2 separate regions of the Homo sapiens genome follow, and region 2 is linked to region 1. Evidence: chromatin loops called from intact Hi-C (ENCODE). Cell type or tissue: mammary epithelial cell. All regions are shown on one strand.

Region 1 (8,000 bases):
CCAATTTGCTAGCCTTTGTTATTTGAACCAGGCTGACACTTCTGCAATTTGGCTTGACTTGCATTTATTCTAGTGTATTATCCAGTATCAACATTACACAGAAAACTAATTTAAATAATAATGCTTGGTCAGAGATGGAGCAACAATATAGAATAAGATGATTTGGTTTAAACAGTCTCAGAAGGAATCTTATTGATATAGCATACAGCTTGTACCCAAATTCTGGGAGAAGGAAGTAAAATGTATCTTTATATCACATTTATTTTGGTATATCTTTATATCACATTTATTTTGGTATTATAAAGATACAATAAAATGTATCTTTATATCACATTTATTTTGGATAATTGTTAAAAAGTTCAGCTTACTATGATTTTTGGAAGATTTACAATTAATGTGCTTGCTAGGGAAAATACACAATTTGAGAAGTCATGAGAGGCTGAAGCCTGAGATGGTCTGATCTCCTGCTACATTGCTATTGGCTGAGGGCCAACTAAGTATCCAAATTATCTTTGCTTCAAAAAGGATGTTGATCAAAAGGTAGGGGTGCATTTCACAAGCATTTATTTCTATAAAGAATTATGAAAGGTTGAGAATGTTTGGTTATGCTTGTGTTAATTCATCTTCAGTTTCACCCTTTTGCATTCAAGTTTCTTTACAAACAACAACAACAACAACAACAAACCGAATCCAACAAAACCCAAAGGACTTGGCTATGCAATTAGTGTGCTGGTCCAAGTATGGTTCAAACATATTTTATGTAGCCCAATGTCTACATTTTTGTCTGGAATAAATAAAAGACTATTTTGATTATTGTTGTTTTATTTTAAATTTTAAGTACTTTAATTTTGATATTTGATTTTTAAGGTAGACATAACCATATTGATATTATATTCCAAGCAGTGCCATTTCCCACCCGTTAATGATAATTTGGCTCTTATATATGGCAAAAGAGAGAGGTGATTAATGAAGGTGATCAATGGAGGCTTCCAAACTAACAATTAATAATTCAGTGACAGAAAGGCTGCAACCACAAACTATTTGGAAAACAGACAAATTTTGAATTTCAGAAAATAATAATCTATTGGTGGTATGTTACAGTTTCTTTCAGAAAAAATGACCCTTTTGAATTATCTGAGGCAAAAAAGAAAGAAAATTATTTGATAAGTGAATTGTGTGCTGGGTAAAGCTTCTGTTCAACGATGTATCTTAAAACTTGAAATAGTAATTTCTCTCATTCTGTGATGTGTGTTATTTCAGCACACCAAACACCAAATGAAGTGTAATAGATTTTATAAAAATGCCAAGGCAGGTAATAATTTACATGTTCTTTTTTTATTAAAAAAATCAATAGTATGTATTATAAACCTTGTGAAATGCTGACACAGGAAAAAAAATCCATGTTCAAATCAGTTTTCTTTGTACAGATAAATGGCCTCAGATGTAAACCAGACAATGATTAGCTAATTCCTTTTCTGATCTATATTTCTAAAGTAGAATCTACACAAATGAATGAGATGTGACTATTTCCATTTAAAATTTATAGTTACAGCTGAGCTAAGCTTTGGAAAAATATTTGAAGATGTGTGTTTTTCTTTTTGCAGGGAATGCATTCTAAATTTTCTTATAAACCTATTACTTTACACTTTTATTTACCAAGCATATTCTTTTTCAAGGATTATGTGTTTTTGACAGCATTTAAATTTCACTAAAAACAAAGTTGAACTACCAAGAGCAACAGTAATAAATATTTTATACTTTATGTAGTCTTTTCATATCTACCTAATCCACATAACAACTTGGGTGAGCAGAGCTGAGAGTAGGTATTAGTATCCTTATTATACAGATGAGAAAATTGTGTTTCCAAAAATATAAATAATTGATATTTTTGGAAACACAATTTTATAAATAATTGATATTGACCTGGGCTCCAATAGAGTAGCTGGAGCTCTTTGGTTTTATTCATGGTCCGAATAAGTTAGAGAACCAGAACTTGGCAACCATCCAAGTAGGTAGGCATCATTGTTCAGGTTAAGGAAGGGACCACTCATGAATGAGATACCACCACAGACAAACACAGGTAGCTCCTCCTTCAGGCCTTTCCCCAGCCACTCTCCAAGCATGGTACCTGAGTTCTATAGCCCACCACTTTAAGAATGATGCCCAACTCTGGGCCAAGCATGTGTGAATTACAATGGAGCTTCTAAGGGAGCAGGTAAAGGGATTTTTCCCTGTTTAGCTTTGATTCCTTTCTGTGTAGTGATAGAGATTAGTGACACATTTATGTGGTCTAGAGTAAAAAGGATAGAAACATATCTTACATGTGTAACTTAAACTCTAAGCTAATGAGATGAGAAGGGAAGCTATATCACTGTTTCATTTTGGCAACTTATTTTTCCTGTTTCATTATTAATCCAGATTTCCCTCTTCTAAATTTTTTTTAAAGAAACAAGATACTACAGTTAGAGTAGAAGCTTCCTTCCATCCCATGACCATTCTTCTATTTCCTGAGGTGACTAATATTCTGAAGTTGATCTGTATTTATTCCATTCACATATTTTATATGATACACCATGTATGATTATCAAATTGTTTTATGTGCATTTTAAGAGCTACACAAATGGTAGCATTATATAGTTAACACATCAAGTTCTACGTTTTTCCCTTACATTTATGTTTCTGAGATTCAGTCTTGGTGATACACATAAGCCTAGTTTGTCCTTTTTATGAGTATACAAGAAAATATAAATTCAGTGAGAGCAGAACTTTATTTTATTCACTGCTCTGACCTAAGTAACTTGAGCAGAATATTTCTTTAATGAAGTAGTGAATTTGAGAGAATGAGTTAGTGTATATAAATGAATGAATTAATGTACAAATGAATGTGTGCTATTAGCTTATATTTTTTCCTATTTCTGGCTTTGTCTGATTTTGACATTAAGGTTATTCTGCCTTCACAAAATGAACTGAGTAGCTTTAAAACATTTTGTATAAATGTATATTTATTCCGCAGGATATGCTAAGGTCTAGCACTTTCCTCTGGGTAGATCTTGATGAATGATTTGATTTCTTTAATGTTATAGTTCGATTACAGTTTCTGAAAATTTTCTTCTTGAACTATTTTTGGTAGTTTATGTTTTTCTATACAATTATTCCTGTTGTCTCCATTTTTAGATTTAATGGTGTATTAGTTTACTATTGCTACTGCAACAAATAACCATAAATTTTGTGGCTTAAAACAACACACATTCATTATCTTACAGTTATGGAGGTCAGAAGTCTCAAATGGGCTAGTAGATCCTTTTTTATGCCCATTCTAGCTTCCAGAGATTGCCCACATCACTTGGCTTGTGTTTGTTTTTACTCTGACCCTCCTGCCTCTCATTTGTAAGGGCTCTTGTGATTATAGTGTACCCACCTGGATAATCACGATACTCTCCCCATCTCAAGAGTCTTAGCTGAATTGCATTGGCAAAATCCCTTTTGCTCTGTAAGGTAACATACTCACAGGTATTAGGAATTAGGATTCGGACATTTTTTTGGGGGGGCATTATTCTATTTACCACAATTGGTATCATATGTTCCATTGTGTTTTCTCCTGCCTCTCTAGATGTGTTGCTTTAAAAAAATTCAGGCCGGGTGTGATGGCTCACGCCTGTAATGCCAGCGCTTTGGGAGGCCGAGGCGGGCGGATCACGAGGTCAGGAGCTCAAGACCAGCCTGGCCAACATAGTGAAACCCCGTCTCTGCTAAAAATACAAAAAAAATTAGCCGGGCATGGTGGCGGGTGCCTGTAGTCTCAGCTACTTGGGAGGCTGAGGCAGGAGAATCGCTTGAACCCGGGGAGGCGGAGGTTGCAGTGAGTCGAGATCGCACCACTGCACTCCAGCCTGGGCGACACAGCAAGACTCTGTTTAAAAAAAAAATTCAGAATGTGTTTATTTCTTCCTCTATCATTTTCTCTTCATTAATTTGTCTATTTTATTAGCTATGCCCTGACAGTTTTGACAGGGTTGTGGGATATAGTAGAAAGGTTGGAAAGGCATGGACAGCCGTGCTGGGAGTGCTGTTCGAGTAATTTTCTGCCTCCAGTCATTTCCCACTACTTCATCAAATACAACTACCTCACTATGCTCTGGGTGGTACGAAGTAACCCATGGTAGGATGCTTCCCAACTCAGTGTTAAAGGTAATGGTGCATCCTGAGCTTTCTCGCTCTGCATCTCAATCCTGGAACTGGTAATTCTCTATGACTGACACCTCTGAGCTCCCATTCTCTCCTATCTCTAGGGAATACCTGAGGAGGTGAGGTTTCACCTTCTTACTCCCCGCGGCCCAACCCCCGTCCGCCCCTCCCCCGCCCCGCCCCTCGCCCCCCAGAGCTGAGACCTGGGCATGCGCATCAGCCGCAACAGATTGGAGGGGACCCTGCTGCTCACTCCCCTGCTACCCTCCTCTCTTCCCTCCCCCGACCGCTCTCATATTCCCGTTCCCACCCCCACCCCCCACTCCCGCCCCGCACCCGCCCCTAGCCCGGGCTCGGGGACCTGTCAGGCTGGTTTCGACAGCTGGGGAATTAACCTGTCCCGCCCATCCCTAGCCTCGAGCCGCGCAGGCTCCGCGCCTCCGCCCTTGTTCCCTCCCAGCTCCTCCGAGTGGAAGCCGCTACAAATGGCTTGAATGAAACGTGTGTGGGTTTAGTGAGTGGTGAACCACCAGGGGATCCCGTCTCCCCACAAACCAGTATCTCTCCGAGGAGGAGGCGAAGGAGTGGGAGGAGGCAACGAGCCGAGAGTCGAGCTTCGCGGGCGCGCGCAGCGGCTGGAGCGCGGGGGCGAGGCCGGGCCACCTCCCCTTCCCGGCCGCGCACTGCCTGGCCCGCGGCGGTTCCAGGCACCACCCTTCCCGTCCGGGCTGAGCCCGCTGTGGCAGTGACTAGCTCCCGCGGCTAGCGGCACTGTCCACCGACGAGCGGCGCCCTCTTCTCCCCCTTCTCCCCACGATTTCCTTCTCTGCGGCGGCACGCCGTCCAGCAGCCTGCTTCGCCCCGTCGTCAACTTTGAGCTGGAGGAGAAGCAACTTTGGCAGTGGCCGCGGGGTTGGAATCCCGCTTCTCCTCGGCAGCAGTAGGCTCGCAAGTCGCTGGGGTTAGGTGGGGCAAGAGTTTCGCCGGCGCATCAGCGCTGCTTCGGACTGTTTGCAACGTGTTTCCAGCGAGCTGGGAGCGGGGTTGTGACTGCGAGTCGTCTGGGGGAGGGGGACTTGTTTTTCTTTTCCTCTAGAGACCTCGGCTTGCAACTGGATCAAACGCTGTCGAAAGGATGTAAATAGGCAGAGCAACTGTTACCAAGAAGGCCACCACCCCCACCCAAAGGCAGTGAGGAGTGTGGGGCTTCGTCTGGGCTCCCCCGAGTCTCAACAGTAATCAACAGTCAGGTGTTGATTGCAACTTTTCAAGGTCAGCCACCGGGAGTAGCCTATTCCCTCTAGGAACCTTGGAGGGCATACCTTGCTGGGACTCAACTTGGCTGAGAAATGCACAAGATGCCAAAGGAGGAAGGATTATAGGGGGCGTGTGTGTGACCCCCAAGACCGATCTTCCGCTATCACCCTAATCTCCGGTTCCCCGCTACCCGGGCGGGGGTGAGTATGTGACATGTGCCTAACTCTCAGCAGCAACTTCGGCAGCAGGTGTCGATCCTAACTAAGCAGGAGCTGCGGCTGCCGGGTGTGCCCTCACCAAGCCATGCGAGCCCCGGGCGCGCTTCTCGCCCGCATGTCGCGGCTACTGCTTCTGCTACTGCTCAAGGTGTCTGCCTCTTCTGCCCTCGGGGTCGCCCCTGCGTCCAGAAACGAAACTTGTCTGGGGGAGAGCTGTGCACCTACAGTGATCCAGCGCCGCGGCAGGGACGCCTGGGGACCGGGAAATTCTGCAAGAGACGTTCTGCGAGCCCGAGCACCCAGGGAGGAGCAGGGGGCAGCGTTTCTTGCGGGACCCTCCTGGGACCTGCCGGCGGCCCCGGGCCGTGACCCGGCTGCAGGCAGAGGGGCGGAGGCGTCGGCAGCCGGACCCCCGGGACCTCCAACCAGGCCACCTGGCCCCTGGAGGTGGAAAGGTGCTCGGGGTCAGGAGCCTTCTGAAACTTTGGGGAGAGGGAACCCCACGGCCCTCCAGCTCTTCCTTCAGATCTCAGAGGAGGAAGAGAAGGGTCCCAGAGGCGCTGGCATTTCCGGGCGTAGCCAGGAGCAGAGTGTGAAGACAGTCCCCGGAGCCAGCGATCTTTTTTACTGGCCAAGGAGAGCCGGGAAACTCCAGGGTTCCCACCACAAGCCCCTGTCCAAGACGGCCAATGGACTGGCGGGGCACGAAGGGTGGACAATTGCACTCCCGGGCCGGGCGCTGGCCCAGAATGGATCCTTGGGTGAAGGAATCCATGAGCCTGGGGGTCCCCGCCGGGGAAACAGCACGAACCGGCGTGTGAGACTGAAGAACCCCTTCTACCCGCTGACCCAGGAGTCCTATGGAGCCTACGCGGTCATGTGTCTGTCCGTGGTGATCTTCGGGACCGGCATCATTGGCAACCTGGCGGTGATGTGCATCGTGTGCCACAACTACTACATGCGGAGCATCTCCAACTCCCTCTTGGCCAACCTGGCCTTCTGGGACTTTCTCATCATCTTCTTCTGCCTTCCGCTGGTCATCTTCCACGAGCTGACCAAGAAGTGGCTGCTGGAGGACTTCTCCTGCAAGATCGTGCCCTATATAGAGGTAATGCCTTCCAGGGGCTCTCAAGCTAGTGGCTTTATCTGTTTTCGGGATTATAGCATCAGAGAACTGCTGCTGGATGCACCTATCTAGCTGAACGCCTTTCCTTTTTATCTGGGGCCCTCTTTCATTTCTCTTTCCAATCATTTATGCATGTATGTATATACAAAAAGAGGCAGCTTCGCGAAATCACCTTCAAATTCATCTGCTCCTGGGCTGTAAAAAAAGGATGATCTCACAATATACAGAATTGTTTGGAGTATAAATCTATCTCCCTGAATATGGTGTTATGCGTATTTCTGATTTGGCACTTGTCAGAGATTTTAGGGTTAAGTAAATGGCCAGCCTAAGGTTGTCATCATCAGAGCCTACAAGGAAAAAAAAAAAAACATTAGCATTTGTGTACTAGTTACCAAGTGCTTCAATGTGAGTTTTCCCCCAAGAAGATTATTGCATTTTTTCTTAAACAGCAAAGTTGGAGTAACATTTTATTGAAAGAAAGAAAGAAAGAAAATTGTGTTTGTCAGTTGGCCTCATGATATATTAATAACCTCTCAAATTAGTTTAAGTGTCTGACTGTCTTCCATGCTATCCCATCTAAATTCTTAAGTCATTTTTTGTTCCTGTCTTTTCCCATCTCGGTTTCTTAATTTTATTTTTGTGTGTTTGCGTGAACTTAAGCAAAAATAAGACTTTGGCCAGCGTGGCACATAATTTGTTTAACATTCTCAAAGTTATACATTTGTTATTTGTTATGGGTGGAAAGATTGGCTATTTTAAGGGATTGACCCTAAGACTAGAAAATTTCTTGGGAAGAAGGGGGCACATCTAGTTTCCAAACTTTGGAAACAAAAATCATTTTGAGTGAAATTGCATTGTTTCATCCTACAGCTAGTGTCCTGGCCCACTATTGTGGTAGGTGGACTTTGCTCTTTAAATGGCCTCTCTTTAAACACCAGCTCTTGGAAGGGGCCCAACTGTTTTGCTGCCAGTTGTGTTTTTAGCCAGCTGGCCCTTGATTTTCTCCATTCAGACTGTCCATTTCATTTATGGAAGCAGAAGAAGGGAAACTGTAAATATTCCGCAGCCCCTGATCCTGTCTGGCACCAGGGCCTGTGACACTATGTTCAACATTGTTCCAGGCCTAAAGCTGGGGGATAAGTAAACAGAAAACAGTACCTACTTAGACGGACCAAAGCTGGAGACAGTAAATAAGACCCTCTGTTATCTTGACA
Region 2 (8,000 bases), 490 kb after region 1:
CAGCCTCCCAAGTAGCTGGGACTACAGGCATGTACCACCACACCCGGCTATTTTTTTTTTTTTTGTATTTTTAGTAGAGATGGGGTTTCACCGTTTTAGCCAGGATGGTCTCGATCTCCTGACCTCATGATCCACCCGCCTCAGCCTCCCAAAGTGCTGGCATTACAGGTGTGAGCCACTGCACCCAGCCGATAATCCTTTTTAAGAAATCTTTCCAGCTGCTTCACATGCTTTCCCACTAAGACAATTAAGCTATTTATGAAGACAGTGAGTCCAAGGATGTATGCACAGGGCAGAGTCTTAGGGAAATCCCCAGAGCCAAGCATCTGTGTGGCACTGGCTCAACCTTCAGTGATGCCCTTGCACTCTAGGAAGAAAAGTTCACTTTGTTTTTTTAAAACATACTGGTCATTACCATTTCTGATTAGTGACAGCAGAAACTTATTTGCAAACATAAGAAACATAGGACTATGTATTAATAATTGTGAAATTTAAATAAGTTTATACTTATACTTCCTAATGCCCTACTTTTCTGTTCCTTAATTCAGAAAAGCCAAGTGCTCTTAGCAACTTTGCATGTAGTGTTCATGTCTGAAGTTACAAATTTTGATAGGATCTGTTTAACATCATTATGCCTTTTGAGATTGGTATTTTAATTAGTAAGCTATTTTTTTCCATGAATCCTAGTGAGATAGCCATGCAGACAAACCTTAGATCATTAGCCTCGCACACTCAGTTGATTAGAGAACACAGCTCTAATGTGAATAAGGTCTTTAAATTTCCCAGATGCCAGTTATCTCTGTTCTAAAGGCACAGCCTATACTAAAATAATAGCAAGTGTTCTCATTATGTGTACTTTTCGCTTTAAGGTAAACCCGTTGATAAAATGAGGATAAGAGAGCTCAAGCCTATCAGCATGTATTAAAAGGCAACTCAGCTCAAACATTCTTCCAACAATGGATGAGAATATTATCTTCACATAGATAAAAACGAGCCATCATTGGTGTCAGCCTCTTACAATTAGATCCATTAATTATCACCTGCTTCTGCTGGAACAGTTATATATCTATAAAATTATATTTGTGGGAGGCCAGGCACTGTGGCTCACACCTGTAATCCCAGCAATTTGGGAGGCTGAGGTGGGTGGATCATTTGAGGTCATGTGTTCAAAACCAGCCTGGCCAATATGGTTAAACCCCATCTCTACTAAAAGTATAAAAAATTAGCTGGGCATGGTGGCACGTGCCTGTACTCCCAGCTAGTCAAGAGGAGAATTGTTTGAACCCAGGAGGCAGAGGTTGCAGTGAGCCAAGATCACGCCACTGCACTCCAGCCTGAGTGACAGAGAGAGACTCCACCTCAAAAAAAAAAATTATCTTTGTGGGGAAGAGGGGTAGAAAAATGAGAAAGACACTGTATTAGGGAAAAGGACATGGTAAGGTTAGAATAGGATGAAACTTAAAAATCTTGTCTTCTCATTATACATAAGACTGCGGACTGGAAAAATGAGCTGAATGACTTATCCACTATCATTAGGATTACAGGATATATACATACATATATACACTTGGTTTCATATATATATGTTTCATATATGTTTCATATATATGTTTCATATATATAGTTTCATGTATATATGTTTCATATATATATATGTTTCATATATATATATATATATATATATATATATATATATGAAACCAAGTGTCTCTAATAGTTAATTTTGAGTGTCATCTAGGTTAGGCATGGTACCCAGATTACGTTGCCAAACATTATTTTGTATGTTTTTGTGAGGACATTTTGGATGAGACTGACATTTAAACTGGTGGACTCTGAGTAAAGCAGATTACTCTATGTAATGTGGGTGGGTTTCATTCAATCAATTGAATGTCCAGATTAAAAAAAAAAAAGAACTGTCCTACCCTCAACAAGAGTGGATGCTGCAGCAGAGTCCCTTTGGATTTGAATTGCAATATCATCTTTTCTTGAATCTCCCGCCTGACAGCCTTCAGACTGCCTCCCCATCTTGAAGAATTTGGACTTGCTGGTTTCCATAATTATGTGAGACAATTCCTTAAAATAAATCTATCTATATCTTCATCTATATCTATATCTATATCTATATATCTATATCCGTATCTATCTAGCTAGCTAGCTAGCTACCTACCTACCTATCTACACATTCTATTGTTTCTGTTTCTCTGAAGACCTTTGACAGTGTCATAAATTACATGTACTTACAAATGAAAAGAATGGGCAAAACATCAAATGTCTGCCTTTAAAAGTTTTTTTGTTCTTTGTAATGAATTAATTGTATTTATATCCTGATGTAGTCTCCTTCTGAATAGATAGTTGCATATGGATATAGAGAGATTTATTTCAATATTTTGGATTTCAAAAACCACAATAATATGCATTATACAAAGGATGAAATTTCCCATTACACCACTCTCCTGAGTTACGAACTAACTTGTTTTTCTTCTCTTACTGTGAAGTATTCAACTTGACATTCCAAAAACAGACTGCATAATTGTAAAGCCATTAATTTTCTAAGAACACACAAAAATATTGTCTTTTTATTACAATGAACAAGAGTCAGTGTCTTTAGCCTATATTGAGTGCTCAAATCACATAGATATATATGGTTATTCATCCCTCCTGCCTGTTCCTATTCTTAGTCAACTGCTCTTCCTTTGAAGCATATCTCAATCTTCACCTTGACCATGCCATTTTCCTATTGACTATAGTTCATGTTGGGATATCTCTTCAAAATCCTTTTTACATTAGTACTTTATTTCCCATTGCTTTCTAACTTTCTGAGCCACCCAATATAGTATTTAACCTTATAGGTTTTACTCTTTAAGATAAAGAGAGGTAGAAAACCTTAGAACATTGTATTAGTCCATTTTCACTCTGCCGATAAAGACATACCCGAGACTGGGCAATTTACAAAAGAAAGAGGTTCATTAGACTTACGATTCCACATGGCTGGGGAGGCCTCACAATCATGGTGGAAGGTGAAAGGCATGTCTCACATGATGGAAGACAAGAGAAGAGAGATGTACAGGGAAACTCTCCTTTTTTTAAAACCATCAGATCTCGTGAGACTTATTGACTATCATGAGAACAGTAGGGGAAAGACCTGCCCCCATGATTCAACTACCTCCCACTGGGTTCCTCCCATAACACGTGGGAATTCAAAATGAGATTTGGGTGGGGACACAGCCAACCCATATCAAGCATGTGCCTGAGTGACTTTGTCCTCCAGGAATTAACTGTACTATGAGTGGTCATTGTAGGACTCTGAGGACAGCAGAAACATGATTACAGAAACAACAAATCTGGGCTCTTTTCCTAAAGAACGTAATTGTATGCAAGACACAAGAAATCCAAAGATTTATGGGGGTAGTGGCATGTCCCTTATTCCAGCACCTGAAAGCACCATGTCTTAGAATGTGACGATAATCAGGGTTGAAATACTCCACACGGGCTTTCCCCTAAGCAATGTCTTAAATCTTGTACACAGAGGGAGGGATAAGAAAGCTGTAACATTAAAGGGCCTTGCCTTTTGAAGCAAGGAAATCTCAGGGAGCTGGGAAGAGATATCACTATCAAAATTTGTATGACTGTTTGAAGTCAGTTTTCCAAAGGAGAGTAAAAACAGAATACTTTTAAGGGGCTCATTAAGTCCTTGGAAGAGCAGACTGGCAGGGCAATATTTTTCAAGGCCGGGCAATTTTCAGTGCAGTGCAGATAGGAGCTCCAGTGGTCTCTTGAGGGTCCAGCAGAAAGCTAACGGGCAACCAACAAGGAACAGGATGTGAGTGGTGGAGTGGGAGGACATAGGGTGGAGGTGGGAAGGAGGCAATAGCAAGATCTCCCACTAGGGGCAACACTGAGCCACATATATTAAAGTAACTGTTGTATGAAGAATCAGTAGTGGCCAGTAGAATGCACTAGTATGGTGAATGATGGATTGTAAGGATCCAAATTGGGGAAAATATGATGTAAATTCAGACAAAAGTAGGAGAGAGAGAATGTTGATAAAATTTATAGGCTGGTCCCAAGCAACATGCAAAGAGCTCTTGGAGAGGTGAGGCAGCCCAAGGATTCCTGTGCAATAGATTTCACCCCAGTCCCCAGGCTTTTCTGTTCTTAAAAAGACTCCTTCTCTGGAAAGGCAAAAATATTTTAAGGCCTAACACTACCTTCCAGCTCTGCGATTCCAGATGTTTCAGGAAAAGTATTAGAAGAAAAGCATCAAACCCTTAATTAATCCAGTACTTTCTTTTCTTTTAGGAAAATGCAGCTCTTTTTATTTGCTGCTCTCTGTTTCTCCTTGAGAAAATGAGGCATGATTACTGAAGTGCTTCTGAAAGAATTCCATTGTCTTGCATTTAGAAATCCTGCGTGTGGAATTCAGTAAGGGTTATGCAAGAGAGAACTCAGTTTTCAAAGTGTGCCTTGTTTGCATGACATTCATGTAGATCACTTAGTATCAGTTATCCTATTACCCACAGCTGCTCACTTCACATTATCTCATTGCCATGTCAACATCCAATTCACAGCAACCTGCTTTCTGGTCTCGTTCTTTTTAGGATAATTTGTTCTGAAGTGATAAGTAAGTACCCCTGACAATGGTTCCGGCTCTTCATCAGTGTGTGGTTGTGGGACTCAATATTATGGCAGGAATAGAGTCAGTGCACACACCTCAAAGAGGGAAATGTGATTACCTTTAACATAAGACATTAAGCTTTGCTTAATGGCATCATCACATCTCCCATCAACTTCCTGTTTCTCCTTCGAATTTATGAAATATTCCATAGAACTTAGATATGTGAAGTGTAGAATATTTTAAAGACAAATAGTCATTAAGTTTCTGGACAGAAAAAAAGTCTAAAAATACAAAAAGTCTGAAAAGTTTTTAAACACAAAAATCACCTGAATCAGTATAACTGGTAAAACATTTCTCATGTTTAAGAGCTTAAATAATATTGATTATAAATGTATAGATTTTTTATATTTGTGAAATGGTGACTTCCATCTTGTTCATACTCCTTTGTGCTATCTTTCACTATGATGAAGCCAGCTGCTATTCTCTGAGCTGCCTCATGGAAGGGCCCAACTGGCAAGCAACTGAGACAAGCAATCGTCAGAGAAGAATGGATGTACCCCATCCAAAGTCCTGCAATGAACTTGAATGATCCTGCAATCTCAGAATTGAAAGAATCCTATCAAAAACAAAGAACTTATGAGCACATACTGTACAGTAGAACTTGAGATGACTGCAGCTCTTGTCTGCACCTTGAAGATTTGCAAGAGTCCCTGAACTGGAAGACCGCACTAAGCTATGCTCAGTTTCCTAACCCACTGTAACTGTAAGATAATAAATGTTATTCTTTTAAGCTTCTAAGTTTTAGGGCATTTATTACACAGCAATAGATAAATTATACACAGGCCATAAAATGTCCCTTGTGGATATTAATATCTTCCATCTCTGAATGATACCACTCGTTTTGTAAGTTAATCATTAATTGTCTTGCATTGTTTACTTAGTGTTAATTGGTCATGTTCAAATGATGTTCTACAGGGCCCTAAGGAATATATGTGTATGAATATGTTTGCTTTTTGTATGCAGTGTGAGTGTGTGATTGGGGTGAAAGTTTAAATAAAGAAGTTAGGTAGACAGGGCTCTGAGTGCATTTTTTCTACCTTAGCAAGAACAGTTTCTCTTTTATCTGCTAAATGTATTAGGTTGGTGCAACAGTAATTGTGATTTTTGCATTGTTGAAATTTGCAGATTGATATTGGAATATGTTCTTAAATAAATGTGGTTATGCTATACATCATTTTAATGTGCAGTTCTCGCTTTATGTTTTTTGGCTAATGACCTGTTACTTGCTGTTTATTTTACATTTATTTTAGACTATGGAAATGATGATAGACAAAAAGCAAAATCAAGTGATTTTCTTATTCAAGTTCAAAATGGATCATAAAGCAACAGAGACAACTCACATCAATAATGCATTTGGCCCAGGGACTGTAATGGGCATACAATGCAGTGGTAGTTCAGTAAGTTTTGCAAAGGAGTCGAGAGCTTTGAAGATAAGAAGCGTAGTAGCCGGACATCAGAAGTTGACAATGGTCAGTTGAGAGCAATCATTGAAGCTGATCCTCTTACAACTACACAAAAAGTTGCCAAAGAATTCAACGTCGACCATTCTATGGTTGTTTGGCATTTGAAGCAAATTGGAAAGGTGAAAAAGCTCAATAAGTGGGTGCCAATGAGCTGACCAAAAATTTTTTAAAAATTGTCATTTTAAGTGTTGTCTTCTCTTATTCTGTGCAACAACAACAAACCATTTCTCAATCAGATTGTGACATGCAACAAAAAATAGATTCTATACGACAACTGGTGATGACCAGCACAGTGGTTGGACCAAGAAGCTCCAAAGCACTTTCCAAAGCCAAATTTGCACCAAAATAAAGCCATGGTCACTGTTTGGTGGTTGGATGCCAGTCTGATCCACTACAGCTTTCTGAATCCCAGCAAAACCATTACATCTGAGAAGTATGCTCAGCAAATTGATGAGATGTGCTGAACACTGCAATGTCTGCACCCGGCACTGATCAACAGAAAGAGCTCAGTTCTTCTCCATGGCAACACCCAACTGCACATCGCACAAGCAATGCCTCAAAATTTGAATGAATTGGGCTGTGAAGTTTTGCCTCATCTGCTATATTCACCTGACCTTTCACCAACCAACTACCACTTCTTCAAGCATCTCAACAACTTTTTGCAGGGAAAATGCTTCCACAACCAGCAGGATGCAGAAAGTGCTCTCCAAGAGTTTGTTGAATCCCAAAGCGTGGATTTTTACACTACAGGGATAAACAAATTCATTTCTCATTGGCAAAAATGCATTGATTGTAATGGCTCCTATTTTAATTAATAAAGATGTGTTTGAGCCCAGATATAATGATTTAAAATTCACAGTCCAAAATCGCAATTACTTCTGCACCACTAGAATATGGCATAGTGCTTCACTGAGGAGAAAAGGTGCTATTGTAAAAACATTTTTAAATTACTGACTTAAATGTTTTGGGGCTTTATGTCTTATCCACCATTAAACTTAAGCATTTTAAGGACAAGGAGCTACTAAATACTTGTGGACAGTCTGAATTTCTGCTTCAGGTATCAAAATCTAGAACTCTTAAATCTCACTTTATAAAATATGCTCAGCCAAGTAAAATAAAACCAAATAGTCTGTAAATCACACAATAGTATTATCACTTTATAACTTGAGAACGTGATTAGAATGACCATAAATTTAGGGAACAAAATTGGTTCTATGCCTGAATGACTGCTTAAGCCATAAAATAATAGAATCTCAGAATTGAAAGAGATCATAGAGTTTATCACTACTAAATATACACACCAGATAATTTAACCTCCTTATAAGCCCTTTATCAGGTTGCTAGTCTATTCTTGAATAATTCCTGTGATACTAAACTGGAGGCTTAAAGAGAAAGTTTACAACTTAGGCTTCCACTGGAAATCTGTAATTTTGGCACCTACAACCTCAATAAAAACTCAGTAAGTATAATGTAACTGGTAAAGCTGCTGCCTCTGGAGGTAAAAGACTTTATAACTGTAATAGAGTGCAACATAGTATATTCGCTCATTCATTTATACTTTTATTTATTCTTCATTGCTCAAACAAATTTTCACAAATGTTGAATTTACCTATTCTCCACTTCCTTACCCTTTCCTGCATTGCTTTACGCTCTTCACTATGTCTTCCACTTACACCACTCCACTGAAACTCTCCTTGCTAAGGTCAACCATGGTTTTATACTATAATACTTATTCCTGAAACTATCATATGTTACAACATATGTTAAATCATATGTTAAAACAAATGTTTAGCATTTAGAAGGCCACATTTTCAAGATGCTATACTTTATTAGATACTGAAAGTAAGAGGAAATAAAGGCCA

Evidence for each region. A loop is a pair of places that touch in the nucleus more often than their neighbours do. Peaks named below come from ENCODE experiments on the same cell type or tissue, not always from the same donor. Only the 100,000 strongest peaks of a DNase experiment are listed, where the experiment ranks them.
Region 2: it touches region 1 in a loop (5-fold over the local background); 2 of 110 quality-filtered maps call a loop at or near these places.

What each region holds. Positions count from the first base shown.
Region 1 is chr7:124,762,722-124,770,721 of GRCh38, reverse strand. It overlaps GPR37 (G protein-coupled receptor 37), which reads left to right and starts at 4,930. Exons shown (of 2, transcript NM_005302.5): 1 at 4,930-6,768. The coding sequence starts at 5,746. RefSeq lists a silencer at 4,789-4,918. In mammary epithelial cell, a CTCF peak has its summit at 4,725; a DNase peak (open chromatin) is centred at 4,751; H3K4me3 peaks cover 1,938 bases; H3K27me3 peaks cover 628 bases.
Region 2 is chr7:124,272,084-124,280,083 of GRCh38, reverse strand. It overlaps LOC105375484 (a long non-coding RNA gene), which reads left to right. Exons shown (of 2, transcript NR_187949.1): 2 at 5,086-5,413. Among named protein-coding and RNA genes, the nearest start is that of SSU72L6, 200 kb to the left of the region's middle. In mammary epithelial cell, a CTCF peak has its summit at 3,878; no DNase peak of the experiment used is centred here.